Regions from separate parts of the Homo sapiens genome. Here region 2 is linked to region 1. The links are chromatin contacts, found by POLR2A ChIA-PET in ENCODE. All regions are on one chromosome and are shown on one strand. The core of a region is the stretch at or near the end of the contact, and the rest is flanking DNA. Distances in the headings are between cores, read along the strand shown.

What was found. ChIA-PET counts read pairs that join two places held with the same protein, here RNA polymerase II (POLR2A).
Region 2: POLR2A ChIA-PET joins it to region 1 with 10 read pairs in activated naive CD4-positive, alpha-beta T cell. The contact joins two enhancer-like sites. POLR2A ChIA-PET finds 5 or more read pairs at or near these places in 2 of 52 experiments (GM10248 and activated naive CD4-positive, alpha-beta T cell).

What each region holds. Positions count from the first base shown.
Region 1 is chr19:3,986,333-3,993,332 of GRCh38, reverse strand. No RefSeq gene overlaps it. Among named protein-coding and RNA genes, the nearest start is that of EEF2, 4.4 kb to the right of the region's middle. RefSeq lists enhancers at 4,617-5,116, 5,117-5,618. Within about 2 kb of position 3,797, at least 17 of the 41 ENCODE cell types and tissues checked have a DNase peak (open chromatin) inside an H3K27ac peak, as active enhancers do.
Region 2 is chr19:4,703,325-4,710,080 of GRCh38, reverse strand. DPP9 (dipeptidyl peptidase 9) reads left to right here. Exons shown (of 22, transcript NM_139159.5): 5 at 4,111-4,223; 6 at 5,777-5,950; 7 at 6,027-6,195. Among named protein-coding and RNA genes, the nearest start is that of DPP9, 17 kb to the left of the region's middle. RefSeq lists enhancers at 5,150-5,650, 5,651-6,151, 5,174-6,373. Within about 2 kb of position 5,165, at least 7 of the 41 ENCODE cell types and tissues checked have a DNase peak (open chromatin) inside an H3K27ac peak, as active enhancers do.

The DNA.
Region 1 (7,000 bases), core at 2,548-5,047:
TCAGTATGTTGCCCAGGCTGGTCTCAAACTCCTGGTTTTAAGGGATCCTCCTTCCTTGGCCTCCCAAAGTGCTGGGTTCCAGGTATGAGCCACAGTGTCCAGCTACAATAACTTGGAAATGTATACACACATTGTACTAATGTCATATTTCTTGTTCGGATGTTGTACATAAGATGTGACCACTGAGGGAAGCTTGGTGACAGGCACGTAGGACCTGTTTGTCCTATATGTGCAGCTCCCTTTGAATCTATAATTATTTCAGAATAAGAAATGTTGGCCAGGCCCAGTGGCTCACACCTGTATACCCTTACTTTGGGCAGCTAAGGCTGGAGGATTGCTTAAGTCCAGGAGTTTAAGACTAACCCGGGCAACGTAGGGAGGCCCTGTCTCTACAAAAAATAAAAAATTGGCCGGGCGCGGTGGCTCCTGCCTGTAATCCCAGCACTTTGGGAGACCAAAGTGGGTGGATCAAGAGGTCAGGAGATCGAGACCATCCTGGCTAACACGGTGAAACCCCGTCTCTACTAAAAATATAAAAAATTAGCCAGGTGTGGTGGTGGGCGCCTGTCGTCCCAGCTGCTCGGGAGGCTGAGGGAGGAGAATGGCGTGAACCCAGGAGGCGGAGCTTGCAGTGAGCTGAGATGGCGCCACTGCACTCCAGCCTGGGCGACAGAGCAAGACTCCTTCTCAAAAAAAAAAAAAAAAAAAAATTTAGGACGTGGGGGTGGGGGGCGGGGAGAGCATCAGGATGAATAGTTAAGGGATGTGGGGCTTAATACCTAGGTGATGGGTTGATCTGTGCAGCAAACAATCATGGCACACATTTACCTGTATGACAAACCTGCACATCCTGCACATGTACCCCAGATCTTAAAATAAGTTGAAAGAAGAAAAAAAGTTTAAAAATGAAAACAGGCCAGGTGCGGTGGCTTACGCCTGTAATCCCAGCACTTTGGGAGGCCGAGGCAGGCGGATCACCTGAGGTTAGGAGTTCGAGACTAGCCTGGCCAACATGATAAAACCCTGTCCTTACTAAAAATACAAAAATTAGCTGGGTGTGGTGGCAGGCGCCTGTAATCCCAGCTACTCGGGAGGCTGAGGCAGGAGAATCATTTGATTCTGGGAGACAGAGGTTGCAGTGAGCCGAGATCATGCCATTACACCCCAGCCTGGGGTACAAGAGTGAGACTTCATCTCAAAAAAAAAAAAAAAAAAAAAAGGCTGGGTATGGTGGCTGACATCTGTAATCCCAACACATTGGGAGGCCAAGGTGGGCCCATCTCCTGAAGTCAGGAGTTCGAGGCCAGCCTGGCTGACATGGCGAAACCACATCTCTACTAAAAATACAAAAATTAGCCAGGCGTGGTGGCGGCCACCTGTAATTCCAGCTACTCAACAGGCTGAGGCAGGAGAATTGCTTGAGCCTGGGAAAGGGAGGTTGCAGTGAGCTGAGATTGCGCTATCTCAATTAAAAAAAAAAAAAAAGGCCGGGCGCAGTGGCTCACGCCTGTAATCCCAGCACTTTGGGAGGCCAAGGCAGGCGAATCACAAGGTCAAGAGATTGAGACCATCCTGGCCAACATGGTGAAACCCCGTCTCTACTAAAAATACAAAAATTAGACCGGGTGCATTGGCTCACGCCTGTATTCCCAGCACTTAGGGAGGCCAAGGCGGGTGGATCACCTGAGGTCCGGAGTTTGAGACCAGCCTGATCAACATGGAAAAACCCCGTTTCTACAAAAAATACAAAATTAGCCGGGCGTGGTAATCTCAGCTACTTGGGAGGCTGAGGCAGGAGAATCGCTTGAACCCAGGAAGAAGTTGTGGTGAGCCGAGATCGCGCCATTGCACCCCAGCCTGGGCAGCAAGAGCAAAACCCCATCTCAAAAAAACCCAAAAACCCCCAAACAAACAAAAAAACAACAAACAACACAACTGTGCTTCTTCTTTGGTGCTTTGTGAAAAGGAAAACAAAAAAACTGGCTGAGTGTAATGGTTCATGCCTGTCATCCGGCACCTTGGGAAGCTGAAGTAGGAGGATCCCTTGGACCCAGGAGTTCAAGACCAGCTTGGGCAACACAGCAAGACCCTGTCTCTACAAAAAATAAAATAAAAGAAATCGATAGAGGCAGGAGGGTTCCTGGAGGTTAGGAGCTCAAAACCAGCCTCGGGGACATAGTGAGATTCTAACTCTAAAAAAATTTAAAAATTACCTGGATGTGGTGGTGCGTGCCTGCCAATATGGAGGCTGAAACAGAAGGATTGCTTGAACGCAGGAGTTCAAGACTAGAATGAGCTATGAATGCACCACTGCACCCTGCAGCTTGGGCAACACAGCAAGACTCTGTCTCAGAAAAACAAAAAAGAAAAGAAAAAAGAAACAACAAGTAAGGAAAGAAAAAAAAGAAGGAAGAAAGGAGAGAAGGAACAAAAAAAGGAAGGAAGGATGGAACGAAGGAAGAAAGGAAGAGAAGGAAGGAAGGAAGGAAGGAGGGAAGGAGGGAAGGAAGGAAGGAAAGAAAAAGGCTGGGCGTGGTGGCTCACGCTGGTAATCCCTGAACTTTGGGAGGCCGAGGCAGGTGGATCATCTGAGGTCAGGAGTTCGATACCAGCCTGGCTAAAATGATGAAACCCCGTCTCTACTAAAAATACAAAAAATTAGCTGGGCGTGGTGGTGTGCGCCTGTAATCCCAGCTACTCAGGAGGCTGAGGCAGGAGAATCGCTTGAACCCGGGAGTCGGAGGTTGCAGTGAGCCTAGATCGCGTCACTGTACTCCAGCCTGGGCAACAAGAGCAAAACTCCGTCTAAAAAAAAGAAAGAAAAGAAAAAAGAAATAAAGAAAAAGAAAAAAAGACAATTTTAAGCCGAACACATGGCCTCCCAGAAAAAAAGACTACATTTCCCACCAACCCTTGCAGCTGAGTATGGTCACGTGACACATTCTGACCAATAGCAGGAGTGGCATGTAAACTCTTTTCCTGTTTTTCTCTTTCCTTCTTCCTATTGGCTGAAACGTGAATGTGATGGTGGACACTTTGAACTATGAGGATGAAGGCAATACTTTGGAGACAGCAAGGCAAAGCGTTAAAAAGAGCTTGAGCTCTCAACACCGCTGCTGAACAGATGCACCCCATCAGCAGGGACTTTCTACCTGGGAGGGTAATTGTTTCAATTATCTTCTTTTTCTTTTTTTTTTTTTTTTGAGATGGAGTCTCGCTCTGTCGTCCAGGTTGGAGTGCAGTGGCGCGATCTAGGCGCATTGCAACCTCTGCCTCCCGGGGACAAGCGATTCTCCTACCTTAGCCTCCCGAGTAGCTGGGACTACAGGCGCGCCACCATGCCCAGCTAATTTGTGTATTTTTAGTAGAGACGGGGCTTCACCATGCTGGCCAGGCTGTTGTCTTAACTCCTGACATTGTGATCCGCCCTCCTCGGTCTCCCAAAGTGCTGAGATTACAGGCATGAGCCACTGCGCCCGGCCTTTTTTCTTTCTTTTCAGGGTGTGGAGTCTCCCACTATCACCCAGGCTGGAGTGCAGTGTCGTGATCTCTGCCCACTGGAACCTCGGCCTCCTGAGTTCAAGCAATTCTCCTGCCTCAGCCTCTTGAGTAGCTGGGGCCACAGGCGCCTGCCACCATGCCCGGCTAATTTTTGTATTTTTAGTAGAGATGGGGTTTCGTCATGTTGGCCAGGCTGGTCTCCAACTCCTGACCTCAAGTGATTCACGCACCTCCGCCTCCCAAAGTGCTGGGACTACAGGCGTGAGCCATTGCGCCTGTTCTTACTACACAGACTCACCAGGCCTCCCTGAACCCATTTGTTTAATCATCTAAAAGACAAAATCCACTTTTTTTTTTTTTTTTTTTGAGACAGAGTCTTGGTCTGTTGCCCAGGCTAGAGTGCAATGGTGCCATCTCAGCTCACTGCAACCTCCACCTCCCGGGTTCCAGCAATTCTCCTGCCTCAGTCTCTCGAGTAGCTGGAACTACAGGTGTCTGCCACCATGCCCAGCTAATTTTTGTATTTTTAGTAGAGATGGGGTTTCATCATATTGGCCAGGCTGGTCTCGAACTCCTGACCTCATGATCTGCCCGCCTTGGCCTCCCATAGTGCTGGGATTACAGGCGTGAGCCACCACGTTTTTTGTTTTTTTTTTTTTTTTTTGAGATGGAGTCTCGCTCTGTCGCCCAGGCTGGAGTGCAGTGGCGCGATCTCGGCTCACTGCAAGCTCCGCCTCCCAGGTTCACGCCATTCTCCTGCCTCAGCCTCCCGAGTAGCTGGGACTACAGGCGCCTGCCACCATGCCCGGTTAATTTTTTGTATTTTTAGTAGAGACGGGGTTTCACCATGTTAGCCAGGATGGTCTTGATCTCCTGACCCCATGATCTGCCCGCCTCGGCCTCCCAAAGTGCTGGGATTACAGGCGTGACCCACCGCGCCCGGCCTTTTTTTTTTTTTTTTTTTTTGAGACGGAGTCTCTCTCTGTCACCCAGGCTGGAGTGCAGTGGCACAATCTCAGCTCGCTGCAACCTCCACCTCCTAGGTTCAAGCGATTCTCGTGCCTCAGCCTCCCGAGTAGCTGGGATTACAGGCACGTGCCACCACACCCAGCTAATTTTTTTGTATTTTTAGTAGAGACAAGGTTTCGCCATGTTGGCCAGGATGGTCTCAATCTCCTGAGCTCATGATCCGCCTGCCTCTGCCTCCCAAAGTGCTGGGATTACAGGCATAAACCACCGTGCCCGGCCCGTTTTCCCAAATCTGAAATGCATCTAGACAACGGTTGCAGGACCGGGCTCCTTCCCGATTAAACCACTACTTGAGTCGGATTTGGCTGCACCTTTACTAGCTCTGTGAACGTGGGCAAATGACTTAACTTATCTGAGTCTCCATTTTCTCAGGCGTAAAGGAGGCCACCCGAAGCCCAGGGTGTGGGTAGGTTAGCTGAAGTATTTGATTTAAAGGACCGTGAGGTCAGGTCCTAGTAAACGCTCAATAAACTGTTAAAAGACAGTGTTGGCCGGGCGCGGTGGCTCACGCCTGTAATCCCAGCGCTTTAGGAGGCCAAGGCGGGCAGATCACGAGGTCAGGGGTTCAAGACCAGCCCGGCCAACATGGTGAAACCCCTGTCTCTACTAAAAACACAAAAAAATTACCCGGGTGTGGTGGCAGGCGCCTGTAATCCCAGCTAATCGGGAGGCTGAGGCAGGTGAATCGCTTGAATCGGGTGGCGGAGGCTGCAGTGAGCTGAGACCGCACCACTGCACTCCAGCGTGGCAACAGAGCGAGACTTGGTCTTAAAAAAAAAAAAAAAAAAAAAAAAAAAGGCAGTGTCGAGAGGCCTGCACTGGCGACTGTCGGTCAGCAGGGGCCGCTACTGCGGTCTCTGAGCTCTCCTGGCGCCGCAGCAGGCGCATGCGCAGCGGAGCTTCTCTGCAGAGGTGAATTTTTTTATTGGTCCCCACCCTAAAAGACCCAGCGTATATTTATTATTGTACTTATTACAGCTGACCTGGTTGTGGCTGCTTGTGGTACTCCAGGATTCTGCTCTTCATGGATGTGGGGATGACAGTGGGAGAGATCCTTCCCTGCCAACACCTGGCTCCATCCCTGCAGTTATGGGGTTGAAAATTCCCCTTTTTCCCTTAAGCTCTCCCCCTAGTTCTTTAAATTACATGATGTTAGAATTTTTCAATAAGCAACCCATGCACTTGAGAAGAAATTCAACCCCTCTTTTATTAAGTTCCGGGATACCTGTGAACAGCCCCCCCTCCTTTTTTTTTTTTTTTTTTTTTGAGACAGAGTCTTACTCTCAGTCGCACAGGCTGGAGTGCATGCAGTGCCGTGATCTCGGCTCACTGCAACCTCTGCCTCTCGGGTTCAAGCGGTTCTCCTGCCTCAGCCTCCAAAGTAGCTGGGATTTCAGGCGTTCACTACCACGCCGGGCTAATTTTTTTATTTTTAGTAAAGACGGGGTTTCTCCATATTGGGTAGGCTGGTCTCGAACTCCTGACTTCAGGTGATTTGCCTGCCTCGGCCTCCCAAAGTGCTGGGATTACAGGCGTGATCCACCGCAAGCAGCCTAACCCCTCTTTAATTTTTAAAATTTTTAAAAATTTTTTTGAGACGGAATCTCGCTCTGTCGCCAGGCTGGAGAGCAGTGGCGCGATCTCGGCTAACTGCAACCTCCGCCTCTCGCCTGACACCTCTTTTAATGAAAACCTTTCCATTACATCTCTGAAATGCTCCCACTTTGCACGGAAAAAACGGCTGCGAAGCCCCCAATAGGAAACGCAACACGTAGCAGGTGCTCAGTGCATTTAAAAATTTTGAAGAATTTTATTATTAATAATGCGAAACTGACTACCCCTCTGCTAAAAACTCATGCCCCAAATGGCGCATGCGCTTGACTTGCAACTTAACTAAACGCGTCACAGGTACAGGTGTAGGTGGTTAGGGACCCCGGGCGCTCCCATCTGCTCCCTGCCGCGCCCTCTGCCTTTCAGAGCCTCAATCCTTTCGGAAGATACTTTTCAGTTTTCCACTGGGTTAAATGGTGATAGGAAGAGCAATCATCCGTTAAATGAAACCCAAGGTTGAGACAGCGCTTTGTAAAGCAAAGTGCCCGAAGCATTCGTGAGGGGGAGGAGTGTACAGGTTTATTTTAGAGTCCAGGCTGGAATTTGCATTGCTTTTTGTGGATCCACACCTCCCCCTCTCCCAGCCCAGGAAAAGCACTGCAGTGGCTCTCCTGTTTCACAAAGTGAGTTTAAGGAAAGATGTACCGCAGGGGGTTCATTTGCACTGTGAGAACATCATTCATGCAAGAAATGCTGAGTACCTACTATGTGCTAAACAGCGGGTTGGGCTTTTCATAAGGGATAGAGTTACACAATTGAATGCCAATTCATGAGATATGAAATACATTCAACTGTTTCTTAGGGTCAGATTAGGACACAAATGCTAAACAGTCTTCCTGCGCCTCCCCCTGGAGAGGAA
Region 2 (6,756 bases), core at 3,916-6,415, 720 kb before region 1:
GCAGAAATCCACAGCCCTTGGCGGTCACCTCTAGCCCTTGCCTCAAAGGCCAGTTGTCACCATCATAGTGCCAGCAGCAGCTCGCCCGAGGAATGTGCTGGCAGGGGCCATTTGGTGATCATTGATTAATCAGCCTAGAAGGAGGTGGCCCTGGTGTCCTTGGCAAGTCTGTGGCTTTGATTTCCTGTTTGGAAAGCTCCAGCTCTCCTGGAGAGTCCCTGTGGACTAGCTGCCCAGGCCCTCCCATCCCTCCCACCCCTCCTGTTGGCCCAGGGTGCTTTTTAAAAATTGAGATGTAATTCACATTGCACAGTTTCACTTTTGAAGGTGTGAAACTCAGTGGCTTTTAGTCACGCATTCACAGAGTTGTGCAGCCATCACCATTGTCTACTTCTAGAACATTCACTCGCCCCAAAAAGCAACCCCATCAACCATCACTCCCAAGCCCCGGGCAACCATGAACCCACTTCCTGTCTCTGTGGATTGGCTTGTTCTGGACATTTCACACGAGCGAAATCACACATCACTTGACCCTCATCCCCATGGGCGGCCGGACGGGCAGGGTCCTGGCAGCTTCAAGGGCTCTTAGAGATTGAGTCGTGTTTCCAGCACTTGCGTTCTTTTGCTCACCCCTGAGTCTCCGCACGATTTTTCTCCTTCCCACACACATCTCACTGAACTTTGCATTTTTCATAAATACACTTTAAAAGGAACCCTGTTAATCTAATCTTTTTCTTTAAGTACATCCTTCCGTCACTACTGTACTTCACAAGCGCGCTTCCTCATGCGTGGGAAACCTGTGTTCCTTGCCACAACTAGAAGTTGCTGTTTCTTTCTTTAAAAAAAAAAACAAACAAACAACTGGCCGGGTGTGGTGGCTCACGCCTGTAATCCCAGCACTTTGGGAGGCCGAGGCAGGCAGATCACGAGGTCAGAATTTCAAGACCAGTCTGGCTAACATAGTGAAACCCCTGTCTCTACTAAAACTACAAAAAATTAGCCGGGTGTGGTGTTGTGCTCCTGTAATCCCAGCTACTCGGGAGGCTGAGGCAGGAGAGTCGCATGAACCCAGGAGGTGGAGGTTGCAGCGAGCCAAGATTGCACCATTGCACTCCAGCCTGGGTGACAGTGCGAGACTCTCTCTCAAGAAAACAAACTTTTAGGTTCAAGGGCACATGTGCCGGTTTGTTCTTTGGGTAAACTTGTGTCACGGGGGTTTGTTGTATAAATTATTTCATCACCCAGGCTAGTACCCGATAGTTATTTTGTCTGCTGCTCCCCCTCCACCCTCCACCCTCCAATAGGCCCCAGTGTCTGTTCTGCTCTATGTGTCCATGTGTTCTCATCATTTAACTCCCACTTATAAAGTGAGAACATGTGGTATTTGGTTTTCTGTTCCTGCATTACTTTTCTAAGGATAATGGTCTCCTGCTCCATCTATGTCCCTGCAAAGGACATGATCTCATTCTTTTTTATGGCTGCAGAGTACTCCGTGGTGTATATGTACTACATTTTCTTTATCCAGTCTACCGTTGATGGATTTAGGCTGATTCCATGTCTTTGCTGTTGTGAATAGTGAGAAGATTCTGTTTCATCCCACTGAACCCACAGCTACAGTCACCCCAAAAGCAGCAGCAGAGGAGTTCCCACAAGGGAGTGCCCTGAACCGTCCCCAGATGGGGCTGGTTGGGATTCCAAAGAAAGGAACCCTAAATGCCAGGGGGATGAGTCCAAAGCATTTTCCAGGGGGTCTTCGGTGCAGGGTGGGCTTCAGTGTCCTTGCAATGGGCATCAGAGAAAAGGCGTGTTCTACAGCCAGGTGTGTCCTCGGCAAGGGGGTCAGGGTATGGAGTTTATGTGAGGGTTTAAGGATTTTGGCTCAGGGCCTGGGCTGGCTTTCGGTATTTATCAGTGCCTGGGAATGTTCTAGGCTCTGGTTCAAGCCTGTAGGGAAAAACCTGCAGCTGGCTGAGCCACAGAGGTCAGGGCAGTCTGTGATTTTCAGTCAGGACACAGAAAGCAAGCAGGAGGAACTGGAGGACCCTGCGGCTGCCTGTAACAAGAAATAAAAATGGCACAGATATTACTAATTAAGCACTAATCCCAGAGGCGGCGAGCTTGTGGCCTTCCTGTTCTCCTCTTAAAAGCAAGCAAGGGCCGGGTGTGGTGGCTCATGCCTGTTATCCCAGCATTTTGGGAGGCCAAGGTGGGCAGATCACCTGAGGTCAGGAGTTCGAGACCATCCTGGCCAACATGGTAAAACCCCATCTCTACTAAAAATACAAAAATTAGCCGGGTGTGGTGGTGGGCGCCTGTAATCCCAGCTACTCTGGAGGCTGAGGCAGGAGAATTGCTTGAACCTGGGAGGCAGAGGCTGCAGTGAGCCAACATCGTGCCACTGCACTCCAGTCTGGGCGACAGAGCGAGACTGTGTCTCAGAAAAAAAAAAAAAAAAAAAAAAAAAAAGCGAGTATGAGGAGGTCCTGAAAAGAGGACAGGACAGCACCAATCCGAGGCTTCGTCCTGGAGAAACTCAGGGTTGAAAGTAGAGCAAGGAGGGGCCAGGGCACCGGGCTGTCTGTGACTTGTCGTTAGTCATGTCACGTTTGTGGGCTACTGGACAGCTTTATGCTTGGAGGAGCCCTGTCCCGGTTTTTCAGTGGTGTCGCATGGAGAGGGGAAACCGAGGCTTCCCAGGGGTTACCATCCTGCTTCTGCCATTCCCTTTTCTAATGACAATTGTACTGTCATCCAGCAGATCTAAGACATGACCATTTGGAAAATACACAGTTATTTTATTTGCCACTAAGGACCTGATTGCGCCTTCCGCAGTAAGACCCATCCCAAGCCCAGAGACATGCGTAGGTGGAAAGCCGCGGCTTACTGATGAAATACGCTGATTTCACAGAGGGTCACACACATTGTGCCGAGAGCTTTACGTTTCTTACCTCATGTAATCCACCCAAAACCCTCGCTTGGCAGCTCTCACTACCGTCATTTTCTACAGAAGCTTCGATTAAATCAGTGGTTTGAGGTCGGGGTGATTCTGCCCCTGCAGGGGACACTGGGAGATGCCTGGGGATATGTGTGGTTGTCACGACTGTGGGGTGCCCCTGGCATGGAGTGGGCGGAGGACAGGGATGCTGCTCAGCGCCTCGCAGTGGTCAGGACAGCCCCACCCCGGAGGATGGTCCAGGCCCGAATGTAATTAGGGGCGAGGTTGGGAAATACTGGACCAGGTGCACGCTTCCCCATTCCCTTTTTTGAGACAAAATCTTGCTCTGTTACCCAGGCTGGACTACAGTGGCGCAATCTCGGCTCACTGCAACCTCTGCCTCCCAGGTTCAAGTGATTCTCCTGCCTCAGCCTGACGAGTAGCTGGGATTACAGGCGCGTGCCACCACGCCCGGCTAATTTTTGTGTTTTTAGTAGAGATGGGGTTTCACCATGTTGTCCAGTCTGGTCTCGAACTCCTGACCTCAAGTCATCTGCTTGCCTCGGCCTCCCAAAGTGCTGGGATGACAGGCGTGAGCCATGTCGCCTGGCCCTCATTCCTTTTTGATGGTTTTGCCCTCCCTCTAATCCTATATTAAATTCTTGTCGTCTGCAAAAGCCTTGATAAAGGGCCTTGGAGAGCCGAACCCAACCTGTTGAGAGTTGGATGTTTGTTTCTGACTGCCCTTCTTGTTCTCTTGTGTGCGATTTATTTTTCTTTCTTTTTTCTTTTATTTTATTCTTTTTTTTTTTTTTGAGACGGGGCCTTGCTATGTTGCCCAGGCTGGTCTCAAACTCCTGGGCTCAGGCAGTCCTCTCGCCTCGGCCTCCCAAAGTGCTGGGATTACAAACAAGAGCCACCATGCCCAGCCTCTTGTGTGCTGTTTCTTCGGTAATTCAGGCCGTGAGATTCAGCAGAAATATCTCAGGTGGAAGGCCCTACTGCCTACTTAAGCAAACCCAGGATCCATAGCTTTCCGGGGAGGGCTGTCCCGCCGGCGGCCTGGCAGAATGTTCTAGAAGCAGAGGGAACCAGCTGGGCCCAGCTGCAGGCTGAGGGCGTCTCCCCATCCTGAGCCAGGGTACCCGTTCTGGGTGTTTCCTTTCTCCCTTTAGGAATGCCATATGGCAGCCGAGAGAACTCCCTCCTCTACTCTGAGATTCCCAAGAAGGTCCGGAAAGAGGCTCTGCTGCTCCTGTCCTGGAAGCAGATGCTGGATCATTTCCAGGTAAGCTGTGCTATTAGGCGTGGGCCCTACCGTGGGCGAGGAGGTGGCAAAGGCCAGCCCCACAGGCCATACATGCCTTCGGTCACCTCTCTGCCCCACCGGCTGTGAGTTCCCACAAACCCTCCGTCCTGTGGACTCTGGCGGGTGAGCCTTCCCTCCTCCCCCTGACCACCTGTACTCAAGCGACAGAGAAACTCTTACCAAAAGCATCTCTTCCTTTTAACGGCATCACCAAAGATTGGGAATTAACTTGGCTTGAGGCCCTTTTAGAGAGACTGGTTAATCATCAATCTCATCCAGTGTTGGCTCTCTGGGGATAGTTGAGGGAGGAAAAATGCCTTTTGCATTGATTGGCGTGTTTTTGTGTTTGATGATTGGGAGGCCGAGGCAAGAGGATTGCTTGAGCCCAAGAATTTGAGACCAGACTGGGGAACACAGCAAGAGCCTGTCTCTACAAAAAATAAAATTAGCCAGGCCTGGTGGCACTCGCCTTGTAGTTCCAGCTAATTGGTAGGCTGAGATGGGAGGATCTCTTGAACCCAGGAGGGCAAGGCTACAGTGAGCCGTGATCTCACCATTGCACTCCAGCCTGGGAGACAGCGAATCCCAGTCTCTAAAATAGTAACAATATAGCAATAAAAATAACATAACATTATAACATAGTAACAACATAAACATAACAATGTAACAATAATGATATCTAACAGTGGCTGAGATCGTGACACTCCCACTTTCTCCACCACTGGTTCACTGGCCCTCACTTTGGCCTGTCTCTGAGTCCCCAAGCCAGTGTCCTTGTGTTTACACTGCTTTCCACAGAGTGTAGGGGTAATTTTGCTTTTGATTCTGCTTTTTTTTTTGAGACAAAGTCTCACTCTGTCACTCAGGCTATAGTGCAGTGGCGCAATCTCGGCTCACTGCAACCTCTGCCTCCCGGTTCAAGTGATTCTTCTGCCTCAGCGTCCCAAGTAGCTGGGACTACAGGCGCGTGCCACCACACCCGGCTAATTTTTGTATTTTTAGTAGAGACGGGGTTTCACCATATTGGCCAGGCTGGTCTCGAATTTCTGACCTCGTGATCTGCCCACCTCGGCCTCCCAAAGTGCTGGGATTACGAAATTGAAAGCTCTTGATGGGAAGGGATTGTGAATAGGGTAGGAGGGTGGGGAGTCTGTAAGAATGGCACTAGGGACCCGGAGAGAGTACTCCGGTGGTGTGGGGCAGGGACAGCCCCTCCCAGGGGCCCCCATCTGCTATGGAGAGGGTCTGTGGGGAGGGAACTCAGGAAGTGAGGAGGCTTCTGGCCCCAGAGTCTCCCCTGCCACCTCCTAGGACACTCAGCCAGTCCTGCAGGGCCAGGTTCGCTGGCAATCTTTGGCCACCCACTGTGTCAAGGGCTCCGGCAGCCAATTCTGCCCAGTACAGGAAGTTCTCTCTGGCGAGGCCCGAAGTCAGATTCCCTGGGAATGCCCCAGCCCGAGGATCTCTGCCCTGGCCAGCGGGAGATCCTCTTTGCCCACTGACGCTGCCCCCTGTCCCCTGTATGTTTCCAGGCCACGCCCCACCATGGGGTCTACTCTCGGGAGGAGGAGCTGCTGAGGGAGCGGAAACGCCTGGGGGTCTTCGGCATCACCTCCTACGACTTCCACAGCGAGAGTGGCCTCTTCCTCTTCCAGGCCAGCAACAGCCTCTTCCACTGCCGCGACGGCGGCAAGAACGGCTTCATGGTGAGCCCTGGCCCTGGCTGTGTGCGGGGGTGGCGTGGAGGGCCCCTCCCCCTGAGCTGGGCGTCTCTGTCCTCAGGTGTCCCCTATGAAACCGCTGGAAATCAAGACCCAGTGCTCAGGGCCCCGGATGGACCCCAAAATCTGCCCTGCCGACCCTGCCTTCTTCTCCTTCATCAATAACAGCGACCTGTGGGTGGCCAACATCGAGACAGGCGAGGAGCGGCGGCTGACCTTCTGCCACCAAGGTGGGGCCAGCCCCTCCTGTGCACGGCCACCATAGCCACCTGGCCAGCTTCCAGAAAGGCCCCATTGCCCCCACAGCCAGGGTCTTCCTGCACACACCCCTCACAAGCCACCCTCCCGTGCATACCTTCTGTAGCCTACCATGTCTCCCGGGAGGTCCTGGCGTCCCTGCCGCTCTGTAGTTTTCTTTCTTTCTTTCTTTCTTTTTTTTTTTTTTGAGAGAGTCTCACCCATGTGGGAGTGCAGTTGCCCAGGCGGGAGCGCAGGCGGGAGTGCCCAGGTGGACTGCAGTGGTATGATCTCGGCTCACTGCAACTTCCGCCTCTTGGGTTCAAGTGATTCTCCTGCCTCAGCCTCCCGAGTAGCTGGGATTACAGGTGCCCGCCACCACGCCTGGCTAATTTTTTTTTTTTTTTTGTATTTTTAGTTGTGACGAGGTTTCCCCATGTTGGCCAGGCTGCTCTTGAGCTCCTGACCTCAAATGATCTACCTGCCTCGGCCTCCCAAGGTCCTGAGATTACAGGCATGAGCTACCGCACCCTGCCGCTCTGTGGTTTTCTGCT